Linked DNA regions of Homo sapiens: region 2 is linked to region 1. A link is an interaction called in ENCODE POLR2A ChIA-PET data of the cell type or tissue named here. Cell type or tissue: B cell. All regions are shown on one strand. Each heading gives the region's core, and the rest is flanking DNA. Links, peaks and the distances in the headings are about the cores only. Region 1 overlaps CRYBB1 (crystallin beta B1). Region 2 overlaps TPST2 (tyrosylprotein sulfotransferase 2).

Evidence for each region. ChIA-PET counts read pairs that join two places held together with the same protein. Peaks named below come from ENCODE experiments on the same cell type or tissue, not always from the same donor. Only the 100,000 strongest peaks of a DNase experiment are listed, where the experiment ranks them.
Region 2: POLR2A ChIA-PET joins it to region 1 with 10 read pairs; 7 of 35 experiments call an interaction of 5 or more read pairs at or near these places.

The regions. Positions count from the first base shown.
Region 1 is chr22:26,598,165-26,608,350 of GRCh38, forward strand. It overlaps CRYBB1 (crystallin beta B1), which reads right to left. Exons shown (of 6, transcript NM_001887.4): 4 at 9,725-9,857; 5 at 3,715-3,857; 6 at 1,114-1,509. The coding sequence ends at 1,326. It also overlaps a transcript of CRYBA4 not described here. Among named protein-coding and RNA genes, the nearest start is that of TPST2, 13 kb to the left of the region's middle. RefSeq lists an enhancer at 9,234-9,876. In B cell, for the core only: no CTCF peak of the experiment used is centred there; no DNase peak of the experiment used is centred there.
Region 2 is chr22:26,528,442-26,545,795 of GRCh38, forward strand. TPST2 (tyrosylprotein sulfotransferase 2) reads right to left here. Exons shown (of 7, transcript NM_003595.5): 2 at 16,163-16,234; 3 at 12,348-13,277; 4 at 7,847-8,045; 5 at 4,254-4,304. The coding sequence starts at 13,189. Among named protein-coding and RNA genes, the nearest start is that of MIR548J, 18 kb to the right of the region's middle. RefSeq lists an enhancer at 12,904-13,405. In B cell, for the core only: no CTCF peak of the experiment used is centred there; DNase peaks (open chromatin) are centred at 6,670, 7,040 and 7,830; H3K4me3 peaks cover 1,265 bases; H3K27ac peaks cover 2,500 bases.

The DNA.
Region 1 (10,186 bases), core at 3,491-5,990:
GAGCCACCGCACCCGGTCCTCTTTCACACTTTTCAACACTGGCTAATCTCCCATTTTGTCGAAGAGTGAACAGGTTGCAGGCAGTGGTATCTGCTGGAAATTTGATACTTGGCCTTCTTTAAATTGTATTTGATTTATTTATACGACTGCCTGCTTCCTTCCTTCCTTTCTCTCTCTCTCCTTTCCTTCCTTCTCTCTTTCTCTTTCTCGCTCTCTCTCTCTTTCTTTCTTTGACAGGATCTCACTCTGTTGCCCAGGCTGGAGTCCAGTGGCATGATCACGACTCACTGTAGCCTCAAATTCCCAGGCTAAAGCCTCAAGTGATCCTGCCACCTCAGTCTCCCGAATAGCTGGGATTACAGGCGCACGCCACCATGCTGGGTTAACTTTTGGAATTTTTGTAGAGATGGGGTTTCGCGATGTTGGCCAGGCTGGTCTCCAACTCCTGACTTCAAGTGATCTACCCACCTCAGCCTCCCAAAGTGTTGGGATTACAGGGGTGAGCCACCACGCCCAGCCTGTGTGATTGCTTTCTATGTATATGATGCTGATTTTCCACTTCTTGGAGCATTATAAGGATTTATTTACAAATCAGTGCATTTAAGGACAAAAAATAAGTCTATTTAAATAAAAATATGTCAAAAGTAGACCAGGTGGCATGCAGACAGTGCAAAAAATCCTGAGGGGGGATGCTCAACTGGCTACAGTTTGAAAAAAATTTATAGATTTGTCTTGAAGAGTACAGGCTCTGGAGCCAGACAGCCTGAATTCAAGTCTTGACTTGCTAACTGTGTGACCTTGGGAAAATCACTTCCCCTCTCTGAACCTCAATTTCCTCATACCAACCTCCTGGAGCAGTCTTCATAATGAGTAAGGCCAAGTACTTGTCCTCCACCCCAACACATCCATTCAGGACCCAGAAACCAACCTGCCTCCTCTGACCTGCTGCACGAATGCCCTGGCTGGACCATCTCTTACCTAGTATCCTTGGACAGCATCTCACAGGTGTATCTGGGTTTCCCCTGCTAGGTGGAGCAAACTCCTTGACGGCAGGAACTTGGCCTTATTCATTTCTGCCTACACATTTGGTAGACTCACATAACAGGCAGAAAGAACTTTTCAGTGTTTGCTGCTTTTATTATCGTTGTAATTATTAAGAGCGAGGAAGTCACATCCCAGTAACTATGGGGGACCTCAAGGCACACATCTGTTTACAGATCCAGGAGAAATTTTGGCTTTAGGGAATTTTATTTGCCTGGGAAAAATGGGGGAAATAATTGAACATGAAGAAGGGTTGGGGCAAGGTAGCAGAGTGAGGTGTGGACTCACTTGGGGGGCTCTGTGGCCAGGACAGGGAAGGACCCCTCGAGGTGCCACTGCTTGTCACGCAGGCGACGCAGGGACTGCATCTGTGGCTGGAAGGCTCCCCACTCATTCCAGTGCCGGAAGTCACCAGGCTCTAGGAGGTACTGGTACCCGCGGTAGCCAGGATACTGATAGCCAACCCATCTGAGAGAAAAGTGAGAAGGACAGAGTGGAGACAGCCTGTCTCGTTGCCTGGCACCCAGACCCCTGCCAGACCAGCCTGTCCTTCATTGATCCCTGCAGTCGGCTGCTCTCTCACTTCTGTCCTGGCTATATCCCTTCCTGCTCTGTGCCCTGGGGCAAGGACTTTGCCTCTCTGATAGGCCTCGGTTTCCTTTTCTAGGAAGTGAGCATGGTCACGGTGCCTGGTTTTATTAAGAGTGCTGGGGGGGACCAAATGGAGAATGCACCTCAAGTGTTTGCTAAGCATGTTGCCTGTGCATGGTAGGAATATGAATACACATCCCATTAAACGTGATGATGCAGGGCTCAGAGAACAAATCCAAGGAAGCAAGAATAGGACTTAGGGACTGGTTAACAATGAAGCAAATGAAAGAGAGGAAGTGTTATTTCAAAAAATTGGTTTTCTTGGCTGGGCGCGGTGGCTCAAGCCTGTAATCCCAGCACTTAGGGAGGCTGAGGCGGGCAAATCACAAGGTCAGGAGATCGAGACCATCCTGGTTAATGCAGTGAAACCCCGTCTCTACTAAAAATACAAAAAAATTAGCAGGGTGTGGTGGTGGGCACCTGTAGTCCCAGCTACTCGGGAGACTGAAGCAGGAGAACGGCGTGAACCCAGGAGGCGGAGCTTGCAGTGAGCTGAGATTGCACCACTGTACTCCAGCCTGAGGGACAGAGCGAGACTCCATCTCAAAAAAAAAAAAATTGGTTTTCTTTGTAGGTAAGTGCATCAGTGCGTAGCAGCTGGGAACACATACTCTGGTATCAAATATATGTGGGTTCAAATCCTAGCTCTGCCATTGATTTACTAGCTGTGAGAATCTAGGTGGATAAGGTATCAGAACCTCAATGTACTGTCTGTACAGTGGGGATGATAATGCACCCACCTCCTTGGTTTGTTATGAAGATTTAATAGTTATTCATTTAAAGTGGTTAGCACAGTCCTTGGTACATAGTAAGCACTCAATAGAAGTTATCATCAGTGATTAATTTCTAACTTCTCTCATTGTCTTTGCTGAGAGGGTCTTTCCAGGCTTCTGCCAGACCCCCTCCCTATATTGTAAAGCCTGGTTTAAGTTCCATCCTCTGCAGATAAACCTTTGACCTGCCCTCTGCCCTAACATACACAGCCAAATCCTAGAAACCTCTCCTCCTCTGACCTCCTACAACACAGTTGCCCTGGCTGGCCCATTCTTTACCTAGTATTGTTGGACACCATCTCACAGGTATATCTGGGTTTCCCTGCTAGGCCAAGTAAGTTCCTTGAAGGTAGGAACTTGGCTGTATTCATCGCTGCTTTCCCCAGTGTACCTAGCACAGTGCCTGGCTCACAGACAAGGCTCCGTATATTTCAGATGGCTTGAATGGCAGGGATATAGGTTTCAGGGAGGCAGAAAGGAACAAGAAAAAGGCCATAGCCATGATGGTGTTACAGGAGCTCAGAACAAGTCTGGGAATGGAGAGACAGAGCCTTACGTTTACCTAGAGGAGATCAAGGGTGTCTGGCATGGTCATTTGGAGGCAGGGGGATGGATAAAGTGACTCCTTTGATCTGGCCCTTCCATGTATTCTCATGACATAAGGTCATGGGGCTCCGTTTTGATAGCTTCAGATCCTGAGCGTTCAGAGCAGGAAGGGCACTCTTGGATCAGGGAATTTTGTGTGCCCATTGCCTAGCTGGCAAGACTGAGAGGCAGAGAGGTGTTTAGGCTCACTCGAGTTCCTCAGCATGTCAGTAGCAGGGTCAGGGCCATCTTATGATGCAAATTCACTGCTCAGAACTCATTCTGTTCATTCTCCCAGAAGCTTCTGATTTCCCTGAATATTCCCTGCTCCTGGATGCATCCAGCCTCATCTATCCACATCAGCGCCGGCCCTTTTAGTTGATTACTCCTTCAACCCCAACTAGGCTTAGCAGCTCCTATTTTCTCCATCTAACAGCTTTTTAGAGCTGATTTGTTTACACTGACCTGGAATTCCTCAAAGTGTGACTCTATTCCCCAGAGGAATAGAGCTCTGTTGGCTGATCCCAGGAACCAGCACTGGGAGACTGTGGAAGGGGCCATGGCCTTCTCTAGGAATCTGATGTTATAACCTGTAAGGGGAGCAGCCTCTGATTCTGCCTGTGCTTGAAGCAGGGGACGCGGACCTGGCAGGAGGGATGCTTACGTTCCACTGGAGACCTTCACGCTGCCCACGCGGTCACTGAAGCCGTAGACCCAGAGACTGGGTGCGTCGTCCCCCTGGATCTCTATGGTGTTGCCCTTGAAGTTGGCCCCTTCAAACAGGGAGATTTTGTGCTCCTGGGCATCCTGGGGAAAGAGAGGCCGGGTCAGGTGTGTGAAGTACAAATGGGACAAAGAGAAGAAACTTAGCGGGGCCTTCTGGGTGTGGAGCGAGAGAGATGAGCCTGTTCAGGCTGCTGGGGGACTCTCCAGGGACCACTGCTGTCTAGTCTGGAAGGAGACATAAGGAAAATGGGATGACAACTCCCACGTCATAGGGTCCTCGTGAGGATGAAATGAGTGTATCCATATAGAGCACTGAGCACGATGCCTGGCATACATCAAGTGCTCAATAAATGCATTTATTGGCCGGGTGCCATGGCTCATGTCTGTAATTCCAGCACTTTGAGAGGCCCAGGTGGGAGGACTGCTTGAGGCCAAGGGTTCAAGACCAGCCTGGGCAACATAGCAAGATCCTGTCTCTCAAAAAAATAATTTTTTTTTTAATTTGCCAGGCATGGTGGTGCATGCCTGTAGTCTCAGCTACTTGGAAGGCTGAGGCAGGAGGATTGCTTGAGCCCAGGAAGTTGAGGCTGCAGCGAGATATGATTACACCACTGCACTCCAGCCTGGGTGACAGAGCAAGACCCTGTCTCAAAAAAAAAAAAAGTATTTATTATTTTTAAAATTATGATCAGGGACAAAAAGGCTCAGAGAGGTCAAGCTTATTGATCAACATCACACAGCCAGGGAGGGGCAGAACCTTTCAGAGAAACACTTCATTCCTAAGCAGTGTCCCTGTGCCATCAGGAGTTTAACCAATTGCCCTTTTGTAAATGCTTCTTACAAACCAGGTGAAACGTGGAACATTGGTGGAACACAGATCTAGGTTCAAATCCTGCCTCTAGGCCGGGTGCGATGGCTCACTCCTATAATCCCAGCACTTTGGGAGGCCGAGGCGGGCAGATCATGTGGTCAGGAGATCAAGACCATCCTGGCTAACACGATGAAACCCCGTCTCTACTAAAAATACAAAAAAAATTAGCCGGGCGTGGTGGTGGGAGCCTGTAGTCCCAGCTACTTGGGAGGCTGAGGCAGGAGAATGGCGTGAACCCAGGAGGCAGAGCTTGCAGTGAGCCGAGATCGTGCCACTTGCACACCAACCTGGGCAACAGAGCGAGACTCCGTCTCAAAAAAAAAAAAAAAAAAACAAAAAACAAATCCTGCCTCTGACATTTATGCACTGGTGATCTTGGACATTTTACTCTGCCTCCTTCAGAGCCTCAGTTTGTTCATCTGTAGAATGGGGTTATTGCCAGGCATGGTGGCTCACATCTGTAATCCCAGCACTTTGGGAGGCCGAGACAGGTAGATCACCTGAGGTCAGGAGTCCAAGACCAGCCTGGCCAACATGGTGAAACCCCATCTCTACTAAAAATGCAAAAATTAGCCAGGTGCAATCACATGTGCCTGTAATCCCAGCTACTCGGGAGGCTGAGGCAGGAGAGTCACTTGAACCTGGGAGGTGGAGGTTGCAGTGAGGCGAGATCACACCACTGCACTCCAGCCTGGGCGACAGAGCAAGACTGTCTCAAACAACAACAACAAAAAAGAATGGGGTTACTATTGCTTCGTGGGATTGTCATGGCTACTCAACTCACGGTTCAGTCCAACTATAAAACAGGCCTGGCCGGGCGCGGTGGCTCACGCCTGTAATCCCAGCACTTTAGGAGGCCAAGATGGGTGGGATCACAAGGTCAGGAGTTCGAGACCAGCCTGACTAACATGGAGAAACCCCATCTCTACTAAAAATACAAAATAATAATAATAATAATAATAATTAGCTGGGCGTGGTGGCACGCACCTGTAGTCCCAGCTACTCAGGAGGCTGAGGCAGGAGAATCACTTGAACCTGGGAGGCAGAGGTTGCAGTGAGCCAAGATTGTGTCACTGCACTCCAGCCTGGGTGACAGAGCAAGACTCTGTCTCAAAAAACAAACAAACAAACAACCAGGCCCACCCTTGAATGTGGGCACATGATTCAGTTCTGGCTTGCACTTATTTTTAATGCTTTCATGACCCTGTATCTTGTTTTTAAAGTTCGTCTGTTATTTCTGAGGGCAGGGATCATCCATCTTTTCAAAAGTCATCATGCACTGTTTTAGGCCCAAGGGTTTGAAGAGCCAAAGAGATGAACAGGAAATAGCAGAGTGATGCCGGACCTCAGTGTCTAGGTTCAAACCCACAGACCTTGGTTCAAATCCCAGCCCCAGCAACTCCCAGCTGTGTGGCCTTAGGCCAGTCATTTTCTACTTCTGAGTCTCAGTTTCCTTGCTTTTAAAATGCATGTTATCATAGCCTGTAGCATAGGACAGTTGTAGGGATTATGTAAAAGGCAGGTAATATACCCAGTACGTAGTTGGTGCTTAAAAATGGATGCTGTGATTATCTACTGTTATTATCTACTGTTATTCACCACCACTAGGAGGAAGAGGAGCCCAGAACGTAAGTGCATCCTTCTGTGAAAGACTCCAGTAGGAGATTATAGATGAAGAAAGAACTGGTTAATTCTTCCAGAGAAAAGCAGAGCAGATCAGGGAAGGCTTCATGGAAGAAGTGACACTAGAGAGGGACCTTGGAGGTTAAGGAGGAGTGCACAAAGCTGAGAAGGGAAGGAGGGTTGAGGGAAGGCACTGAGGCAGAGAAGGCATAGGCAAAAGCTGGGAGGTGGGAATGTGCAAGACAATATCTGTGTGGCCAGGGTGCAGGAAGGCAAGTGCAAGGTGCCAGGCAGGGATGTAAGCACAGGGGACCCTTTGGGGCATGGCAAGACAAATGCCCTTAGTGCAATTACCAGCCAGTGGTAAAAGTACAACAATGATTACTTATTACTGTTACGGTCTTGAGGGCCTTGGGAAGGTTGTTAGTCAATGGCTCCCCACTGCTAGAGGGGTCAAGACTGAACTTGCCACCACCTATGAGACCCTACAAGACCCTGGTCTCCACCACCACCTCCCCTCCCATCTTGCCTCCCTCTTTCCTCCACTCCCTCTGCTGCAGCTTTGTTGGCCACCTTTAATTTTCTTGGTCCCACCAGTCCATCGTTGCTCTAGGAGTTTTGCACACACTGTTCCCTGGAAGGCTTTACCATCTGCTCTTCACGTGGCTGAGTTGGTTTCCAAACTTTGGGAGCTGGCTTCCCTGATGACCCCCTGACCACTCCCACCTCTAACAATATCTGAGCCCCCAGTTCCTGCTTCTGCTTTCCTAGTTAGATTGCATGGCCTTTGTGTAACACCTACCACAGTTTGCAATTGTAGATGGATTTTTATGATTAGCTTTTTGATAGCTGCCTCCCTGGGTAGCTTAAGTCCCATGAAGACAGGGACCTAGTCTGTTTGATGCACAGTTTTGCACTCAGAGCCTAGAACCAGAGCCTGGCAGAAACAGGCCAACTGGTTGGGCGCACTGGCTCATGCCTGTAATCCCAGCACTTTGGGAGGCCCAGGCGGGTAGATCACTTGAGATCAGGAGTTTGAGACCATCCTGGCCAACATGATGAAACCCTGTCTCTATAAAAAATACAAAAATTATCTGGGCGTGGCGGTGCACACCTATAATCCCAGCTACTTGGGAGGCTGAGGCAGGAGAATTGCTTGCCCCAGGGAGGTGAAGGTTGCAGTGAGCCAGAACGTGCCACTACACTCCAGCCTGGGCAACAGAGTTAGATGTGTCTCAAAAAAAAAAAAAAAAAAAAAGGAAAATAGAAACAGGCCAACCAAAATGTCTGGGTTCAAGTAGAAGATGGTCAGGTTTATTTTTTTTTTTTATTTTGAAAAGATCCCTCTAACTTCCCACGACAGGGGGCTGGAAAGGAGTCAGGGAACCCAGCAGGGAGAGAGCTGAAGATGACCAGGTCAGAGATGATGGTGGCCTGGACCAGGACTGTGGCAGGGCAGAGAGAGGAAGGGTTAGACCAAGCTTATTTAACCTGCGGCCTGCAGGCCACATGTGGCTCAGGATGGCTTTGAATGTGGCCCAACACAAATTTGTGAACTTTCTTAAAACATTATGAGATTTTTTTTGCAATTGTTTTAAAGCTCATCCGCTATCGTTAGTGATAGTGTATTTTATGTGTAGCCCAAGACAATTCTTCCAGCGTGGGCCAGGGAAGCCAAAATATTGGGCACCCCTGAATTAGATGGTTGGATCTCAGCCCTGGCTGCACAGACGGACTACTTAGAGGGCATAGAAAAGATAGCAGTGCCGGAGTTCCAGCCCTAGAGATTCAGAATTAATTGGTCTGGGGTGGGGTCTAGGCTTTGAGATTTCTAAACATTTCTAATAACATATTTTATTTAAACAAATATACCTAAAATATTATAATTTCAATATGTAACCAATATAATGATATCAATGCATTGTTGACATTCTTTAAAATTTTTTTTACTATGTATTCAAAACCTAATATGTATTTTACACTTATGACACATCTCCATTTAGCCAAAATTCAAGTGTCCAATGGCCACATATGGCTACTGCCTATTATGTTGAATAGCAAGCTTCTAGAAGCTACTGGAAATGCCCTGGTTGATCACTCTTCCAAACAAACCCCTTAACATAGGTTGGCATATAAGAACCATTCAATGATTGAGAGAGACATCTGTGAATTCTTACAGAGAGTGCATCATGAAGGCAAATAATTCAGTCTTACATTCTGCGAAAAGTGTTGGGAATGATCTGTTTGAATAATCCATTAAGATAAATTTGGTGATGTCAAAACAGCTGGTGGTTGGCACTTGATAGCCTCAAATGCACATTCATGAAAATTCTTATAAATGTTCCCATCATGGAAGACAAAAGTCGGTTACCATCAGCAACTAACATTGGTGAGTAAGATGTAGCTGGTTCATGACTCATCATCAACTTAATTCTGGAAAAAACTGTGAATCACTTGGAGATATCGCCACCATTTTGACCTTGAATCTTCTGGAAGTTGACTTAGTTAAATATTATAAGAAACTAATTCAGTATATTGTCTTATTATTAAGAGGTTCAAGCTGCGTTTCTACAGTATCCCTCTCCTTTTTTTTTTTTTTTTTTTTTGAGATGGAGTCTGGCACCGTCACCCCGGCTGGAGTGCAATGGCATGATCTCGGCTCACTGCAACCTCTGGCTCCCGGGTTCAAGTAATTCTCCTGCCTCAGCCTTGCTAGTAGCTGGGATTACAGGCATGCGCCACCACGCCCGGCTAATTTTTGTATTTTTAGTAAAGACGGGGTTTCGTCATGTTGATCAGGCTGGTCTTGAACTCCTGACCTTGGGTAACCACCCACCTCAGCCTCCCAAAGTGCTGGGATTACAGGCATGGGCCACCATGCCCGGCTACAATATCCCTCTTCTTAGCCATTGCATGATCTGCAACCAGCATGTTTGGTGTTTCGAATGGGCACTGAAATTTGAAAAGTTTTCCCAGGCCTGGCATGGTGGCTCACGGCTGTAATCCTAGCACTTTAGGAGGCCCAGGCGGGAGGATCACTTGAGGCCAGGAGTTCAAGGCTGCAGTGAGCTATGATCACACTACTGTACACCAGGCTGGGGGACACAGCAAAACCCCATCTTTGGGAAAAAAAAAAAAAAAAAAAGCTCCCAGTAAGGTCTAAATGTGCAGCCAGGGATATCAAGAGAATCAAGGAAGATGCTGAAGTTTTTAGCTCTAACTTGGAAGCTTTTGTGCTTATCATTTGCCCAGGGTTCCTAGCTGGGTATGTAGTGAGTGTGTTAAGGACACTGATGAATTGATGAGCTCAAGAATCCACGGTCCTTTGACAACTCGGAGGCTGCCACGCCTCCCTACCCACCATCATCTCCTTCTTGCCCTTGTCAGATCTCAGACTTACACCTGCCCTGCCCCGCCTGGCTGATTCTCCAGCCCCAGCCGGAGAGCCACTCACCATTTTGATGGGCCGGAAGGACATGAGCCGATCACTGCGGTAGCTGCTCGACCATGTGTTCCAGCGAGGGTACTCGCCCTTCTCCAGGATGAACATCTCCCCGCGGAAGTTGGACTGCTCAAAGGCGACCCAGCTGGATACAAGAAGGACCATGAGGCAGACAGGAGACATATGGTTAGTAGAAGCCCCCACTCCCTACTTGCCTTTCTCTCTCCCCTGGCAAGGCAGCCCTGAGGACAGTAGGAAAGTCCAAAGGGGGCTGAACATGTCTGGGTTTGATTTTAGGCTCTGACACTTACAGGCTGTGTGACTATGGGCAAGTGACTTTACCTCTCTGAGCCTTTGTTTCTCATCTACACTCATATGCCTGTTTCCTTGGAGTTGGTGAAGGATTAAGTGAGATAAATGTGTGTGATTATCTGAGCACACTGTTTCTCTAGATGTAAGGTTCATACATGCTTC
Region 2 (17,354 bases), core at 5,597-8,096, 68 kb before region 1:
AGGATCACGGAACTTACGTTCGAGTTGAAGAAAAAGCCTACTGAACACGCACAGATGCAAGAAAATGTCAAACTTGGGCAATATGACAGGCTGCTATGAGTGATCAGTATCTGTGCTACTTCAAAAACGGTGGCCAGGAAAGGACTCTACAAGATGGCATTTCAGCTGTGGTATAATAATAAATATTTGTTCATTGTCCCCAGTTCCTGGCACATAGCTCCCCAAACTCTTGGAATCTCTGAAGGAATAAGGGTATCTTGGCCGGGCGCCATGGCTCATGGCTGTAATCCCAGCGCTTTGGGAGGCCGAGGAGGGTGGATCACCTGAGGTCAGGAGTTTGAGACCAGCCTGGCCAACATGGCAAAACTCTGTCTCTACTAAAATACAAAAATTAGCCGGGTGTGGTGGCGGGCACCTGTAATCCTAGCTACTCAGGAGGCTGAGGCAGGAGAATCGCTTGAACCCGGGAGGCAGAGGTTGCAGTGAGCCAAGATCATGCCACTGCACTCCAGCCTGGGTGACAGAGGGAGACTAGGTATCAAAAAAACAAAAACAAAAACAAAAAAAAAACAAAACGTATCTTTTGCATGCTAATGACATGACTAATGGCTGGGGGTCCCTAGATAGCTTCAGGATTAGGGGAAGGGGTCTCAGAAAGACCAAGGCATGATTAGAGGGTTGGAACTTTTTTTGTTGTTTGAGACGGAGTCTCACTGTGTTGCCCAGGCTGGATGGAGTGCGGTGGTGCAATCTTGGTTCACTGCAACCTCCGCGTCCTGAGCTCAAGCAATTCTCCTGCCTCAGCCTTCCAAGTAGCTGGGACTACAGACGTGTGCCACCACGAATGGCTAATATTTTTTGTATTTTTAGTAGAGACAGGGTTTCACCATGTTGGCCCGGCTGGTTTTGAACTGCTGACCTCAAGTGATCTGCCTGCCTCAGCCTCCCAAAGTGCTAGGATTACAGGCATGAGCCACCACACCCAGCCAGAAGGTTGGAACTTTAAGCCCCACCTGCCTTCTCCCCTCCCTGACCTCCTGGGAGGGGAGAGGGGAGAGGGTCTAGGGGCTAGGAGCTGGAGATTGGGCAATCACCCATGACCCATGATTTAATCAGTCATGCCTCTATGATGAAATCTCTAAATGACAGAATTTGGAAAGCTTCCTGGTTGGTAAACACATTGAGAGGCTGGGAGGGTGTCATGCCGGGAAAGGGCATGGATGTTCTGTGACCCATCCCCCATACCTCACCCTACGCTTCTTGCATTTGACTGTACCTGAGTTGTATTCTTTTTTATGAGACAGGGTCTCACTCTGCCACCCAGGCCAGAGTGCAGTGGCACGAACATGTGCCACATGTGCCATACCCAGCTAAGGCTTTCTCTTTTTTGTAGGGAGATGGGGTCTCACTGTGTTGGCCTTGAATTTAAAAAAAAAAAATTAATGCGATCTGAGAGCTAGGGACCATGGCTTTTGAGCATTTCCTGGTTGTTTGGGGAGAGGTCCCACTCCCTTTGTGGGAATCAGAGATCTATCTTTTGCTGACGTCAAGAAAGTAGCCAGAATTAGTGAGCACTAATTTAGTATTTGTTTTAACCAAAAAGATGATGTAGGCAGAACAACACAGTGGGGATGAGGAGAATTATCCACAAACTGAAACTTCTCATTTTTGCACGTTGCCTTCGTTTTTGTTGTTGTTGTTGCTGCTGTTGTTTTTAAGAGACAGGGGCTCCAGCGATCCTCCCACCTCAGCCTCCTGAGAACCTGGGACTGCAGGCATGCCACTGCACCCAACTCCTGCGTGTTGCCTTTTTTTGTCCACCTGAATATGCATTTTTACATTAGTTGCAATTGTATAGTATGAGCTGCTTTGTTTTGCTTTCTTACTATTTTTTCATCATTTGGGTTTCACTAGCACCATTTTGGATGGCTACAGATATTCTGTGGAGTGCATGTACCACCGTTTACTGACTGCTTACCTAAGAATGGTTCCAATTTTTGCAGTATTTTAAATGACATCACATCCTGATTCTGCCTCTCTTCTGTTGGGTACTGAAGCTCTACTGAATCATTCCCTTAGAATTCACTTCTAAAAAATGGAATCATGCTTGAACCCGGGAGGTGGAGGTTGCAGTGGGCTGAGATGGCGCCACTGCACTCCAGCCTGGGTGACACAGTGAAACCCCATCTCAAAAAAAAAAAGGAATCAGCAGGAGCAGGTGGAAGGGTTCAGATCTTTTGAAGACTCTTGAACAACAAGGCTAAAAGTGTTTTACAAAAGGGTTGGGGTCAGGAGCAGTGGCTCACGCCTGTAATCCCAGCATTTTGGGAGGCCGAGGTGGGTGGATCACTTGAGGTCAGGAGTTCGAGACCAGCCTGGCCAACATGGCGAAACCCCTTTCTACTAAAAATACAAAAATTAGCCAGGCGTGGTGGCCGGTGCCTGTAATCCCAGCTACTTGAGAGGCTGAGGCAGGAGAATTGCTTGAACCTGGGAGGCAGAAGCCGCAGTGAGCCGAGATCACCGCATTGCACTCCAGCCTGGGCAACAAGAGGAAAACTCCATCTCAAAAACAAAAACAAAAACAAAAACAAAAGGGTTGGGCCAGTTTATACTTCCTGCCGTGTATGACATATGCAAGATGTCTAGCTGACCTGGGACTGGTTTTTGTTGCTTTTAGGAACAAAATATGAAGGAATGGCATACCCCCACGCTCAGGAGGGCTGCCCTGCAGATAAGTTTTGTCAAGCCTCTATTTCCAACCCTCATCTCCCTACTGTCCTCCACTGTGCACATAATGTCATTCTGGATGTTGTAAAAACTGGAAATGGTCTTGAAGAAGCTGTTTAGTAAATGGTAGCACATGCATTCCACAGAACACTACGTAGCCATCCAAAATGGTGCCGGTGAAACTCAAAAGATAGGAAAATATTAAGAAAGCAAAACAAGGCAGTTTGAACATGAAAATTGCAATGAACATTCCTGTAAATCACATTGGGGTAGAAACAAAGAAAAATATAATTGCAACGAATGCAAAAGTGCATACGCACTCCAGAGGTTTCGGCCACACTCCCCACTTTCAGGCGTTTACAGTTCCCTCTGCCGGGAAGCCTTTTCTATCCAGATCTTTGTGTGGCAGACCTAGTTTTAATCCTTCAGATATTGGCTTATGGGTGCTTTCCAATATCAGTGACCAATTCTCTGATTATCTGGATACCAACTGGGTGTTCAACAATTCAGTTCAGTTCTGACACCAGCTCCCAGACTTACTTAGCATCAGCTGCCACAGATTAAGGGCCCAGTTCCACGACTGCCCCACTTTAGATGCCAGCTGCAATGGGGTGCGCAGGCTATCCACACTTCTTCCCAGCCAACTTCAAATCTGGAGGTTCCCACAACCCCCACTCTGGTTTGATAATTCACTAGAACAGCTCACAAGACACTAGGGAAAACACTTTACTAACTGCTACCTGTTTATTATAAATAATACAACTCAAGCTTGGACAACATGCCAAAACCCTGTCTCTACAAAAAACACAAAAATTAGCCGGGCATGATGGTGTGTGTCTGTAGTCTCAGCTTCTTGAGGGGCTGAGGTGAGAGGATTGCTTGAGCCCAGGAGATTGAGGCTGCAGTGAGCCATGATCACACCACTGCACTCCAGTCTCAACAAGAAAGAAAGCCCAAGAAAAAGTCCCCACGAAGTCCCTCCAACTGCATTCAAGCCGGAAGACGAAGTGAGAGGCTGCTTCCTGGCAGAAGGGCCACTGAGATGTGGCCCCAGCTGGATCAGTGCTTAGAGACCCTCTGGTCCAGCACGCATCCCCACAGCCCTTTATTTTTTATTTTTATTTTTTGAGATGGAGTCTCGCTCTGTCGCTCGGGCTACAGTGCAACGGCGTGATCTCAGCTCACTGCGACCTCTGCCTCCCAGGGTCAAGCGATTCTCCTGCCTCAGCCTCCCAAGTAGCTGGGATTACAGGTGTGTGCCACTACGCCCGGATAATTTTTGTATTTTTAGTAGAGACGGGGTTTCACCGTTTTGGTCAGGCTGGTCTTGAACTCCTGACCTCGTGATCTGCCTGCCTTGGCCTCCCAAAGTGCTGGGATTACAGGCAGCCAGCTCACATCCCCCTTTTTATAATGGGAAAACCATCAACCAGAGTGGAGAAGTGACACATCTAAGGGCATACAGCCAGATGGTGGTATAGCTGAGAAAGACAGAATTCGGAATTCCCCTTGGGGTTTCTAACCTGAAAATATCCTTTCAGATTGGCTGGTGTTTTATAGTCCCCTTTCAAGACCTAAGGAAGAGAAAAAGAAATATCACTATTATGAAAATGGCCAAAAAATAAAATTTAGTCATTCCCAACACATCCAGTCATCCACCCATCCACCTCGCCACCCACCCATCCCTCCATCCAACAAACATTGCTTAAGCTCCTCTTCTTCTAGGCATTATTCTAAGCATTGTGTCTGGTTGACATGATGTTAACCAGATAATGGAAATTCCTGTTCCCCTGGAGCTACCATTCTAGAGGGGGCACCAGATAACATACAAGAAAAATAAACACAGATAAACAAGGACATAGCAAACCATGGGAACTGTTGTGAAAAAAGTACAGTAAAGAGGTGGGATTAGGAGTAACCAGGGGGCTTCTTTTGAGTGGGTGGTCAAGAGGGGACTCTTGGGCCAGGCGCAGTGACTCATGCCTGTAATCTCAGCACTTCTGGAGGCCAAGGCAGGAGGATCACTTGAGTCCAGCAGTTTGAGATCAGCCTGGGAAACACACTGAAACCCCATTTCTAAAAAATTAAAAATTAGCTGGGCATGGTGGCATGCACTTATCGTCCCAGCTGCTCTGGAGCTACTCCAGCCTCAGCTGGAGGATTGGTTGAGCCCGGGAGGTTGAGGCTGCAGTGAAGTATGATCACATCACTCCACTCTAGCCTGAGTGACAGAGCGAGACCCTGTCTCTAAGAAAGTGAATAAATAAAAATAAAAAGGGCCTCTTGAAATAGATAACCTTTGAGCTGAGACCCAAACGACAAGGAAAAATAGGTAGGCTAAGCTCAGAAGAAAAAGCACTCCAGGCAGAGGCAACAGAGCAAAGGCCCTGAAGTTAGAACCACAACATTTCAGGCCTTTCCGCTAGTAGTCACATTTTAAAATAAAATGAAACAAGGGAGATTAATTCTAACAATATCTTTTATTTAACCTGATATAGCTAATTTTTTTTTTTTTCTATTGAGACATGGTCTCACTCCCATAGCCCAAGCTGGAGTGCAGTGGTGCGATCACGGCTCACTGCAGCCTCCACTTCCCAGCCTCAGGTGATTCTCCCACCTCAGCCTTCTGAGTAGCTGGGACTATAGGCACGTGCCACCATGCCTGGCTAATATTCAATATTTTTAGTAGAGATGAGGTTTCACCATGTTACCCAGGCTGGTCTCAAACTCCTAGGCTAAGCAGTCTGCCTGCCTTGGCCTCCAAAAGTGCTAGGATTATAGACATGAGCCATCATGTCCAGCCTATGTAAAATATTAACATTTCAATATGTAATTTATATAAAAGTGACTAATAAGAAACGTTACATACTTTTTTGTCCTAAGCCTTCAAAATCTAGTGTGTATTTTACACCTAACAGGACCTCTCACTTTGGACTAGCCTCCTGTTACAGAATCAGGGGCCACACATGGCTAGTGGCTACCGTATGGGACACTGCAGGCAGAGACGATTTCATCAGCATAGATGTCCTTTTAGCCACTGTGTTTACTGAGCCCCAGGATCCATTATTGGAACACACAGGGTCCACAGCACTCACAGAAGCACACAGGCATGCATGCAAACTCACAGGGCTTAGTGAGAGGACTTTTCTTTGCAGTAACAGCCAAGCTATGGCAAAAACTAAACCAGGGATCTAGCACTTGCCAAGACTTGTTGACCGCCCCAGGGAAGAAATCTCTTTGGATGAAAATGAGAGACAGCTTCCATTTTAAATAAACAAACACAAAAAGCTCCAAAGAGTTGATGTTAACCACCAGTGCTCATGAAAATTATTTGTGTTTTATAAAATACATAAAGTCAGGCTTTACTCCAGGAACGTCCGACCCATAGCCTGGGGCAAGCCAGGGGCAGCGAGCCACCTTTTAAGGAGACCCCAGAGGAGCCACTGCTGGGCCCTTGGCTGAGAACAGTGAAGTAAGCAACATCCAGCCCACTACTGCAGTGTCCCCAGCCGGCCCTCGCCTCTGCTTCTGAGAAGCACCTGGGGCTGGATTGTGAGATCACTACCATCTTTTTAATCCAGTTAATTAATTTTTTATTTTGATAATACATGTACAACCCACAGGCAGATAAAAGTATGTAAAACACATAAGTAGGGTTTAAAGATTACTATTATTAAAGAATAATAAAATAAAAATTAATAATATTTATAATAAAAATAACAAACCACATCTGGGTTGCAGCCATTCACCTGTCAATGTCGGCTGGTATGTACGTTGAATCTCTGAGTATTTCCATAAATAGATGTCTGCAAAATCAACTAATGTCAAGAGGAAGAGGAACTCACGAGACCCACAGACAAAGCTTACACTTCAATTACAAGGGCACAGCCCCCAAAGCTCAGCGTTAGTAAATTCTCTTTGTTAAAGAGAGATCAGTGAGTGCTAGAGAGGTGGTAATGACTTTTTAGCACCAAATGGAAACTTTCTTCTTGAGCCAACTGAAGAGTTACGGAACTAAGAGACGATTAACTTTTTTCCGTTGTGATTCAATACGATAACTGTTTATTTCCTAAAATCAGCACACGCTCAGAAATGCTGAGCTTAGCTTAAATTAAAGACTCTGGGTCTTAATGAAGTAAGGGCTGTGAAAGCTCTTCCTCAGGCCTGGGTCCCATTTTCAAATATTTGCCTATAAGGAAGTTAGAACACAGCACTTAAAGTAAACTAGAAGCTGTAATGGAAACGTATAAATAAGGCCATCAACTTGTTAACTGTTCTTTTACCCAGTGGGTGTTAGCCTACTTTAACACTTCAAAAGCATTTTGTCAGTCACTGGAGGCTCACACCTGTAATCTCAGCACTTTGGGAAGAGTGAAGCAGGGGCATCCCTTACGGCCAGGAGTTCTAGACCAGCCTGGGCAACGTAGCGAGACCCCGCCTTTATAAAAATTAAAATTAGCTGTGCATGGTGGCGTGCACCTGCAGTCCTAGCTACTCAGGAGCCTGGGGTGAGAGGATGGCTTAAGCCGAGAAGTATCAGGCTGCAGTAGCTATGACTGCACCAGTGCACCCAGCTTGGGCAACAGAGCAAGACCATGCCTCAAACAAAACAGTACAAAACAAAAAAGTCATTTCCCTTCACCATCTTAACTAAGGAGAATTTTAAGCATAATTTAAACAGCCCTAAACTCACATTTGTCTGAGAAATCCACATTAAACCTTATAAGACAAGAAAGGGACCAATAGTTTATTTATTTATACCCCCTCTCAACAAAGACTTGAGGTGCCTTACAAACAGATAAACAAATAGCCAGGGAAATAGGGGTAAAAATGTAAATAAAATTAGAGAAATAAGATGAAATTAGTGTACAAGCTGGCCTGCTGTTAGATGTTAGAGTATGAGAGACAGGCTACCAGTTGGCTTTGAGCTTCCCTGCAGCCCAAGCAAAATGGAAATACAAGCAATCATGTAGTTCACTGTGTCCATCAGACAGGAACAAATCAGATGACCAGGAATTGAGAGACTGAACATTTCCTCAGGTGGCTGGAGTTTCCACATCTGCAGAAGCCCCATATCCCCAAGAGTACACTTCCACAAGTACAGGTGCACACTCACCCGCTGTGTGTTGTTGATGACGAAGGGGTCAGGGTTGCCATAGTTGGGGGGGTTTGCATAAGGGTCATAGCCGAGCTGAGCCAGCATGGGGGCGATCTGGGCCATGTCCCGCACCACATCCCCAGGGATGTGGCCAGTCCACTTGGAGAGCGCTTCCAGGTTAACAGGCTTGATGACCTGGTCCGTGGACCGCTCGATCCTGGGGAGAGAGGAGACGCTGGAGAGGGTAGGGCAGACCCAGATGGCGCCTGAGCGGATTCCCTGCTCAGCCACTCTGGGGCAGCAGGAAAGACTGGAGAAACCTGGCCTCCACCCAGCTCTGCCCCATCAACTGTGAGATGGCAGGTGAGTCATTTTTGCCTCCTCATACCTCCTTTGTACAATGGGAACACAGCATGCAGTGAGAAGTCAGAAGAAAGTACTAGCAGTATACACCATTGGTACATACATTCTGCTTTCTTCTCCAGCTTAAAAAATAACAACAGTTTAGGTCAGGCACAGTGGCTCACACCTGTAATCCCAGCACTTCAGAAAGCCAAGGCAGAAGGATCACTTGAGCTCAGGAGTTTGACACCAACTTGGGCAACATGGTGAAACCCCATTACAAAAATAAGCTGGGCATGGTAACAAGCGCCTGTAGTCCCAGCAGCTGCGCAGGAGGCTGAGATGGGAGAATTGCTTGAGCCCGGGAGGTTGAAGAAGCAGTGAGCCTGAGCTGTGATTGCACCACTGCACTCCAGACTGGGCAACAGAGCAAGACCCTGTCTCAAAAAAAAAAGAAACACTTTTTAATGTGTATGACTAACATGAATATTTTGTCCCTAAAAAAAGTTATAAAACACTAATGATAAAGCTGAAAGCCACTGTGTTCATCACTGCCAGCCCATCGGCTTCCTACAGGCACTCAGTCTTTGCACTGTGGAGCACACCACCTTCTCTAACCTTTTCTTGTAGAGTAGTTAAGAGCAAACCAGGGAGCCAGATTGCCTGGGTTCAGACGCCAGCTGTTCCCCAGCTGTGTGGCCTTGGGAAAGTTACTTCACCTCTCTGGGCCTCAGTTTCCTCTTCTGTAATTGGCAATGATAGTAGTACCTACCTCACTGGGGTTGTCTGAAGAGTAAATGAGTTAATACAAAGAAAGTGCTTAGAAGAGCGTAGGCACATTGTAAGTTTTTTCTTTTTGGAGATGGAGTCTCACTCTGTTGCCCAGGCTGGAGTGCAGTGGCACAATCTTGGCTCACTGCAACCTCCACCTCCTGGGTTCAAACGATTCTCATGCCTCAGCCTCCCAAGTAGCTGGAACTACAGGCATGTACCACCACGCCCAGCTAATTTTTGTATTTTTAGAAGAGACGGGGTTTCACCATGTTGGCCAGGCTGGTCTCGAACTCCTGACCTCAAGTGATCTGCCCGCCTCGGCCTCCCAAAGTGCTGGGATTCCAGACATAAGCCACTGTGCCTGGCCAACACATTGTAAATTTTTAATAAGGGTTAGCATGCTCTCTCTCCTGTGCACACGCTCTCTCTCTCACACACACACACAAACGCGCGTCTGCAGCTGTAAAACAAATACGCTAGTTTTTTTTCCCCACTCAATACCTCACTCTTTTTGCCAGCTATGTAGCCTTCCTCCATCACTTATTTTTCCATTCCCCTGAAGACAGACATTTAGGTTGTTTCCAACTTTTCACAGCTACCATGGAATAACCATCATCTTCAACCTGCTTCCTAACTCTCCCTGTAACAGGCTTCCCAAGCCACCTGAATGATGCAGATCTTACCAATTATAACTCAGGGGCCTGACAGGATGAATGGTGGGGAACCCCCAGGATCAAGGGCCTAGTTCTAAATGTTTTCATCCCAACTAAGAGGTGACTTGGGAAAGAACAGAAAGAGGCAGCAAAAGGAAGACAAGACCGGGCGTGAGGTGAGGAGAACAGGGGAAGGTGAAAGGGTGTGGACTGGTGGGTAGAACACAGATTCAGAGGCTGCAAACCTGGATTTAAATCTTAACTCTACCCAATATGTCAAAAATCTTGAGTATGTGCATGGCTTTTGCCAAAATCCTTGTGTCTCTAGGACTTTATGGTGCAGAAATGAGGTGGACACATCCCAGAACATGAATGAGGGCAATGCTTGATACATATCAGTAAAACTGGAAATAACCGAAGTGTCCAACAATAGGGAATGTGAAGTCGAATATGGCAATCCGTGTAGCAGCCTGTCGCACAGCTATTCAAAATGATGCTGCAGGTCAGGCGCGGTGGCTCATGCCTGTAATCCCAGCACTTGGGGAGGCTGAGGCGGGCAGATCACCTGAGGTCACGAGTTCGAGACCAGCCTGGCCAACATGGCAAAACCCCATCTCTACTAAAAATATAAAAATTAGCAGAGCGTGGTGGCGGGTGCCTGTAATCCCAGCTATTTGGGAGGCTGAGGCAGGGAGAACTGCTTGAACCCGGGAGGCGGAGGTTGCAGTGAGCCGAGATCACACCACTACACTCCAGCCTGGGTGACAGAGCGAGACTCCGTCTCAACAACAAAACAACAACAAAAATGCTGCTACCAAAGAGTGCTGGCTGCCACTGGCAAGGGCTCCCACACCACCGTGGAAAAAGGCTACAGAGGAGTATGTTTCGTTGGACTCCAGTTTCATCAACAGGCCCTGAAAATGGTGCAGTAGGCCACACATCAAGATCTGGGTGGTGAGATCATGGGTTGTTTCTCCGTTCTTCTTTGGTGTATCTTTTCTAATTTTCTATAGTCAAGATGTATTACTTTGGTAATCTAATATTTTTGTCATAATAATTTATAAAATCCTAGCTCCAGCACCAACTGGCTGGGGTACCCGGCATGTAGGAACTTTGTTGCTAGCGGAGAGCAGCTGCGAGCCTCTAGCTCTGCTCTGGGCCTGGGAAGGGGCCCAGCAGGGACCAGCCATGGGAAGGACCAGCCATGGGAAGGACCACCCTTTCACTGAGCTCTCAGGCTATCCAGAGCCTGATCAGGATGGGAAAGCGTGGAAACTGCATATTCTGCTCCAGCATTGTTCAAAGTGCTCTGGGTCTCAGGATAGGGACAGCAGCTTTTCCAATGGAAGAAGGCAGGGAGCAAGGGACAGAGGGAGGAAGGAAAGGAAAGGATGAGGGGGAGTGAAGGGGAGGATGGGAGGAGTTCTGGACATGGGGAGTTTAAGAACACAATAGGCCAGGGGCCTGTAATCCCAGCACTTTGGGAGGCCAAGGCAGGAGGAAGGCTTGAGCTCAGGGGTTGGAGACCAGCCTGGAAGACATACTGAGATCTCATCTCTACTAGGAAAAAAAAAAAAAAAATGAGCTGGGTGTGGAGATGCTCGCCTGTAGTCCCAACTACTCGGGAGACTGAGGTGGGAGAATTGCTTGAGCCCAAGAGGTCGAGGCTGCAGTTAGCTGGGATCGTGCCACTGCACTCCAGCCTGGGCAACAGAGTGAAACCCTGTCTCAAAAAAACAAAAACAAAAACAAGAAAAACCCCAAAAAACAGACCTGGGTTCCAATCCCAGCACCATGCTTTGTTAGCTGTGTAGCCTGAGGCCAGTAACTTCTCCTCTGTGAGATTCAGTTTTTTGGTCTATAAAATGTGGATAAGAGGTGTTCCTATGTCCTCAGGTTGCTGTGAGGATTAAAGGAGATAAACTTGTTGGGGGCTTAACCCAATACTTGCCATACAGTAGGCACTCATTAAATGACAATGGTGAGGATGGGTACTCCATCAATAAAAGCAGTATCAACACTAAAATAGTAATAATAGCACCTAACATTTATTAACCTATTTGATGCCCACAGGTATCTATAAGGTAGGCAAATTATATTTCCATGTTACAGATGAAGCAATGGAAGCACAGGGGTTGAGTCGCTTTGCCCAGGGTCACACAGCTAAGAAGTGGCAGAGCTGAGGTTTGAACCCAGACATCCTTGTTCTGGAATCTGTGCTCTTAACCTTTACCCACTATTGCCTTACTACAAAGCATATTCAAAGTTTGCAGATTCTAGGCTGGGTGTGGTGGCTCATGCCTGTAATCCCAGGACTCTGGGAGGCTGAGGTGGAAGAACTGCTTGAGGCCAGGAGTTTGAGACCAGCCTGGGCAACAGGGCAAACCCCATCTCTACCAAAAATACAAAAATTAGCCCAGCTTGGTGGCGCATGCCTATAGTCCCAGCTACTCAGGAAGATGAGGTGGGAGGATCACTTGAACAGGGAGGTGGCGGCTGTTACTCCAGCCGGGCAACAGACCGAGACACTGCCTCAAAAAACAAACAAACAGCCCACGAAGTTTGCAGATTCTCTCAGAAAGGAGAGGAGTAATTGTTGTCATTTTTTGGGATAATGAAACGGAGGCTCAGAGAGATATAGTGACTTGCCCAAGGCCACACAGCTCAAGAAAGGCAGTGCTGATTTTCTTGCCTGGCGCCTCTGACTCCAGGGCCAGAGTCTGAGTGGAAGCATCAGGGGCTCCACTCACTTGGACAGGGAGACACCACCGGGCTTGCCAATGAGGTCTTCATGGTGGAGGACAGCGTCGCTCCAGGCGATGCCGAGGAAGTCGAGGATGAGCTTGAGTGAGCGCCTGGGGTGCAGCACCAGCTGCTCGTAGTACACAGGCAGGCACTTCTCCTTGCCTACCTCCATGCACTGGGCGTACATCACCTCGATGGCCTTGTTCCACTTGGTGAGGCAGTCACGGTAGCTGCTGAGGTCAAAGCCCGCAATGGTGACTTTGCGCGTGATCATGGAGTGCACGGAGGCCCGGCCGTCCCGCACCATCAGCAGGAACTTGGAGTTGGGGAACAGGCGCGACAGGTAGACCGAGGACTTGAGCGTAAATGGGTCCTTGTTGCAGAGCACGCGGGCCGGCTCTCCGTGCTTGGCAATCACCTCCAGGATGAAGGCCTGCATGGCGGCGTCCAGCACCTCATCCGTCACCCCCGCCTCATCCAGCCGCAGCTTCTCACGGCCAGACTTGGACCAGGCCTGGCGCATGGCCAGCACGCGCGGGATGATGCGGGTCTCCTCGCCGCAGCGCACCTCGGGGTGCGCGTCCAGCATGGCGCGCATCAACGTGGTGCCACTGCGAGGCACGCCACCCACGAAGATGAGCGGCATGGCCTTGCCATAGCGGTATTCCACGTGGTTGGTGCCCACCATCACCAGCTCCTCCTGCTCAGGCCGCATGGCCCCCCGGGGGCTCCGCAGGCCCGCCAGCACCGCCCGGCACTCTAGCACCTGCTGTCCCAGCTGAACCGCCAGCACCAGGACCAGGGCGCAGCCGGCTGCCAGCAGCACCCTCCGCACCGACAGGCGCATGCTGGGCCGGAGGCAGGGTAGGCCTGGCCTGAGGGCCCGCTTCTGGGGCTTCAGCGACAGGTTAGCGGGCAGCCCGCCAGGCTCACATCTGGGGAGAGAGGGGGACATGCATAGTCAGGGAGGTCTGTGAGCTGTGAGCTCTCCAATAACTGCAAAGCCCTATAACTGCAAACAAGAGGCTGCTGACATGAATGCAGAGGGCACCTTTCATAAGCACTAGCTGTGTGCCTGGCACCCTGCTGGGCACTTTTTTCAATTTTTTTTGTTTTTTTAAAGAGATGGGGTCTCACCATGTTTCCCAGGCTGCTCTTGAACTCGTGGGCCTGGGTGATCCTCCTACCTGTCTCCCAAAGTGATGGGATTACAGGCATGAGCCACCCGGTCCAGCGGATCATGAGGTCAGGAGATCGAGACCATCCTGGCTAACACGGTGATATCCCATCTCTACTAAAATACAAAAAATTAGCTGGGCATGGTGGCGGGCGCCTGTAGTCCCAGCTACTCGGGAGGCTGCGGCAGGAGAATGGCGTGAACCTGGGAGGCAGAGCTTGCAGTGAGCCTAGACTGCGCCACTGCACTCCAGCGTGGGCGACAGAGCGAGACTCCGTCTAAAAAAAAAAAAAAAAAAGGCTGGAGTGCATTGAGTGGTGAGAGATCATAGCTCACTGCGGCCTCGGACTCCTGGGCTCAAGCAATCCTCTGCCTCAGCCTCCCAAGTACCTGGGACTACAGGCACACACCACCGCACCTGGCTAATTTTTAGAAACAGGGTCTCGCTTCAAGTGATCCTCCCGCCTCAGCCTCCCAAAATGATGGGATTACAGGCATGAGTTACCCCATCTGGCCCAAGAATATTAGTGATTTCTATCATAATCATTGGTTATTTACTTATTCCAACATTTAATGAGCACCTGCTATGTGCTGGGAGCCTCAGCCTCCAAAGTCTACTCTTACCATGGACCTGTGCCTGAGAGAGATTGATGGGTTCTACCTGCGTAGGTGAGGGAAGGCCTCCTGCAGGAGGTAGCCTTCATGCAGAATTTTCAGTGGTGGGTAGGAAACAGGCAGGTGGAGAAGGGAAACAAGGATGTTACCAGCAAAGGGAATAGCCAGCGCAGAGCCACAGGCAGGAAAGGATGCAGCACGACTGGGGAACTGCAAGTGACTTAGTGAACGGAGGGTTTGGTGGAAGCCAGTGGGAAGACAGCATGCCTCTTTGGATGTGAGGTTCCACCCAAAACCACCCAAGGGCCCAGTCTGCAGCTGGGCCTATCCACCTGCAAGGGCTTGGGCTGCCTGGGCCTTCTTAGGCTATAGCAAGTGGAAAATAAACATCAAAGCGGAGGGAACACAGTCTCAGGCCTGGGGTGGAAACTGCTAAGAGGCTAGGACTTCCTGGCCATGTGGCTTGGGAGAGTCACTTCCCTCATCTTAGCCACAGTCTCTTCAGCTGCAAAATCAGGGTGGATCCACTGACCTCAGAGGCTGCTGTGAAAATATGAGAAGCAGCTGACAAACCAGAGATGGATCTCAGGCTGGGGTCACCGGCCTCTCTGTGCATTGGATAATTTCCCTCTCTTCAGAAAAACGTGCTGATGAAGTTCTGCTGAAGAGGTTGGGGCTTCATTTGTACCCTCGATTCAGGGTCTGTGATGGAGAAAGCTAATTCAGAGCTACTTCCTGCGGGGAGGCAGGCTGAACAGGACATGAAGCCATTCCGAAATCCCTGCAACGACCCTTTGTCTTCATCAGGTGCTCAGTGAAATTCTCCCCTGAGACCTGTGACCAGAATCCTGTCAGTTATTAGGATTTCAGTGACAGCATCCCCACCTTGGCTGATTTTTTTGTGTGTTTTTAGTAGAGATGGGGTTTCACCATGTTAGCCAGGCTGGTCTCGAACTCCTGACCTAAGGTGATCTGCCCGCCTCAGCCTCCCAAAGTGCTGGGATTACAGGTGTGAGCCACCGCACCCGGCCAGCTTCAGCATTTTATGTTCAGCAAAGGTGTTCGAAATTATGGAGCATAAACTCTGCTAAAGCATTTTCCCTGCAGTATCTAAGCTCAAAGAGATGAAGCAGCTTGCCCAAGGTTGCATGGCCAGGGCAGGAATCCTGGATCAGACCAGGCCAAGGCTGAAGAAAACAGCTCAAAGCAGGCAAGTCAGAAGTGAGCAGAAGACAGCAATGACCTGCACGATGGCTTAAGAAGAAAAAGCAGGGTGACTTGGGACACAGAAAGCAGCCTGGAACCCACAAAGCAGAAAGTAGCTTCCTGGTTACCCAGAGCTAGGGACCCCACTGTGGAAGGAGCTAGAGGGCCCAGCCCAGGGAACTAGGCCTGCCCAACACCCTCATCACCCTGCTGGACCCTGGCAAGGGAGGTATCCTGGCATCCTCGCAGTGAGGATGATAGGTGAGGGCTTCTAACTTGGAGTACTACACTCCAAGGTTCAAATCTCACTTCTGCTGCCACTTGCCAGCTGGTGATCTGGACAAAAGGTATCACTTCTCTGAGCTTCTACTTTCTTCTCCAAAAAAGGAATAATAATACCCTTTTCTCAAGGAAGCTATTCAGAAGGCCAAGGAACTCCTGTGGGGTACTGAGAAAGCATACCTAAAACACTAACATTAGGAGAACGGGACACAACAGCGTTTGGGTTCTGGCTTGAATCTGCTCCGTGACACTGGGCAAGTCCCCCGCCCACTTTGGGACTCAGCCTTCTCTCTCCTATCACCTGGAGAATCGTCTTCCTAATAGACAAGGAAGATGCTCATCTCTCTATGATGCTTGCTGGGATGCAGCTTTTTCTAGTACCAGATTTCCAACCTGCTGGCTGAACAGAAAGGTGAAAACCAGCCAGGGGAGTTTGCCCAGGCACCCAATCATGGAGGCTGGGGGCATGGAGGGGACTTTTGGAGGGCGGTCTCAGGAGGGGCCAGGACTCCAGGGGAAGTTCCTTCTAGGTGCACTTACCTCCCTTGGGCACTCTCATCTCTGGGCTCCAGCCCTTGTGCCTGTGTGCCAAGGCTGTCTGCTGGCAGAGCCCTGGAGAGGCAAAGGAGATATTGCATCAGGGATGGGCACTGTGGAGAGGGGCCAAGCCTTCAAAGAGGCAGAGTGAGGGTTTAGGCTCCCAAGAGCACTGGACAGTGACATTTGGGAGAAGGACTCTGGAATGCAGGGGAGGCTGCTTCAGCTCAAGATACCACAGCTGGAGTCTCAACTTATCTACTCCTACAGGGAATGAACTGGCTCACTTCTTAGGCAGAGAGGTGTGAGCTGAAGTCTGAGCTAAGGCGCCGCTGCCTTAGGGAGCCCCTGGTTTATGCCAACCAGGCCTCTCCCCTCCTCTTGGCCTAGGGACCTTGGACTCCAGGAAAAGTAAATATAACAATAAGCAACAACAACCACCACTACACACCACTATTGCCACCTGAGATGGCTGGGTATGGTTGATCAGGTTGTGGACTGCACAATTCCAAATGGTACCACAGGCCCAGCCTACAAGGAATATGCTGCTTCCTGGAATTGAACACAACATCCTACTGTCACCACCTAACACTGACCAAATGCTGACCACGCAAATACCTGTGTCATTTAAACCCCAATAAAAGGAAAGTGTGATGATCCCAATTTTACAGATGAGAAAGCATGACACCAAGAGGAAGAGCAACTTACCCAAGGAATGGATGGAAAGAGTTTCACCATCCAGATCTGTAAGACCTTCCTAACACTTAATCTCCCATGGTTACAGGAACGAGGCTGTGTCCACGATGAGTCCTGGCATGTAGCCAGAACCAGGCCAAAGTGGAATCAAGGGGATCCTTATAGCTTTAGGGCAGGGAGTATATATCTCCCAGTGCTGTGTCCTTACCATTTAGGGTAGGGAAGATTTTTAGTCCAATTCAAACCTTCCCCCATTTTACAGATGGGACAACTGAGGCCCACAAGGAAAAATCATTTTACAGACTCACATACTGAGTCTGAAGCTAAACCTCCCACCTGTCAGTCCTGTTTCAGGAGGTGGGTAGTTTGGAATGCAGCTCTGGAGTTGGCCAACTCCTTGAGTATACATATCACTCCTCTCAGACTTTTCCTATTCTGTAAACAGGAGATTTTAACCAGGGTAACAACACTTTAAAATGTCAGCTTTTTAAATCTCAGC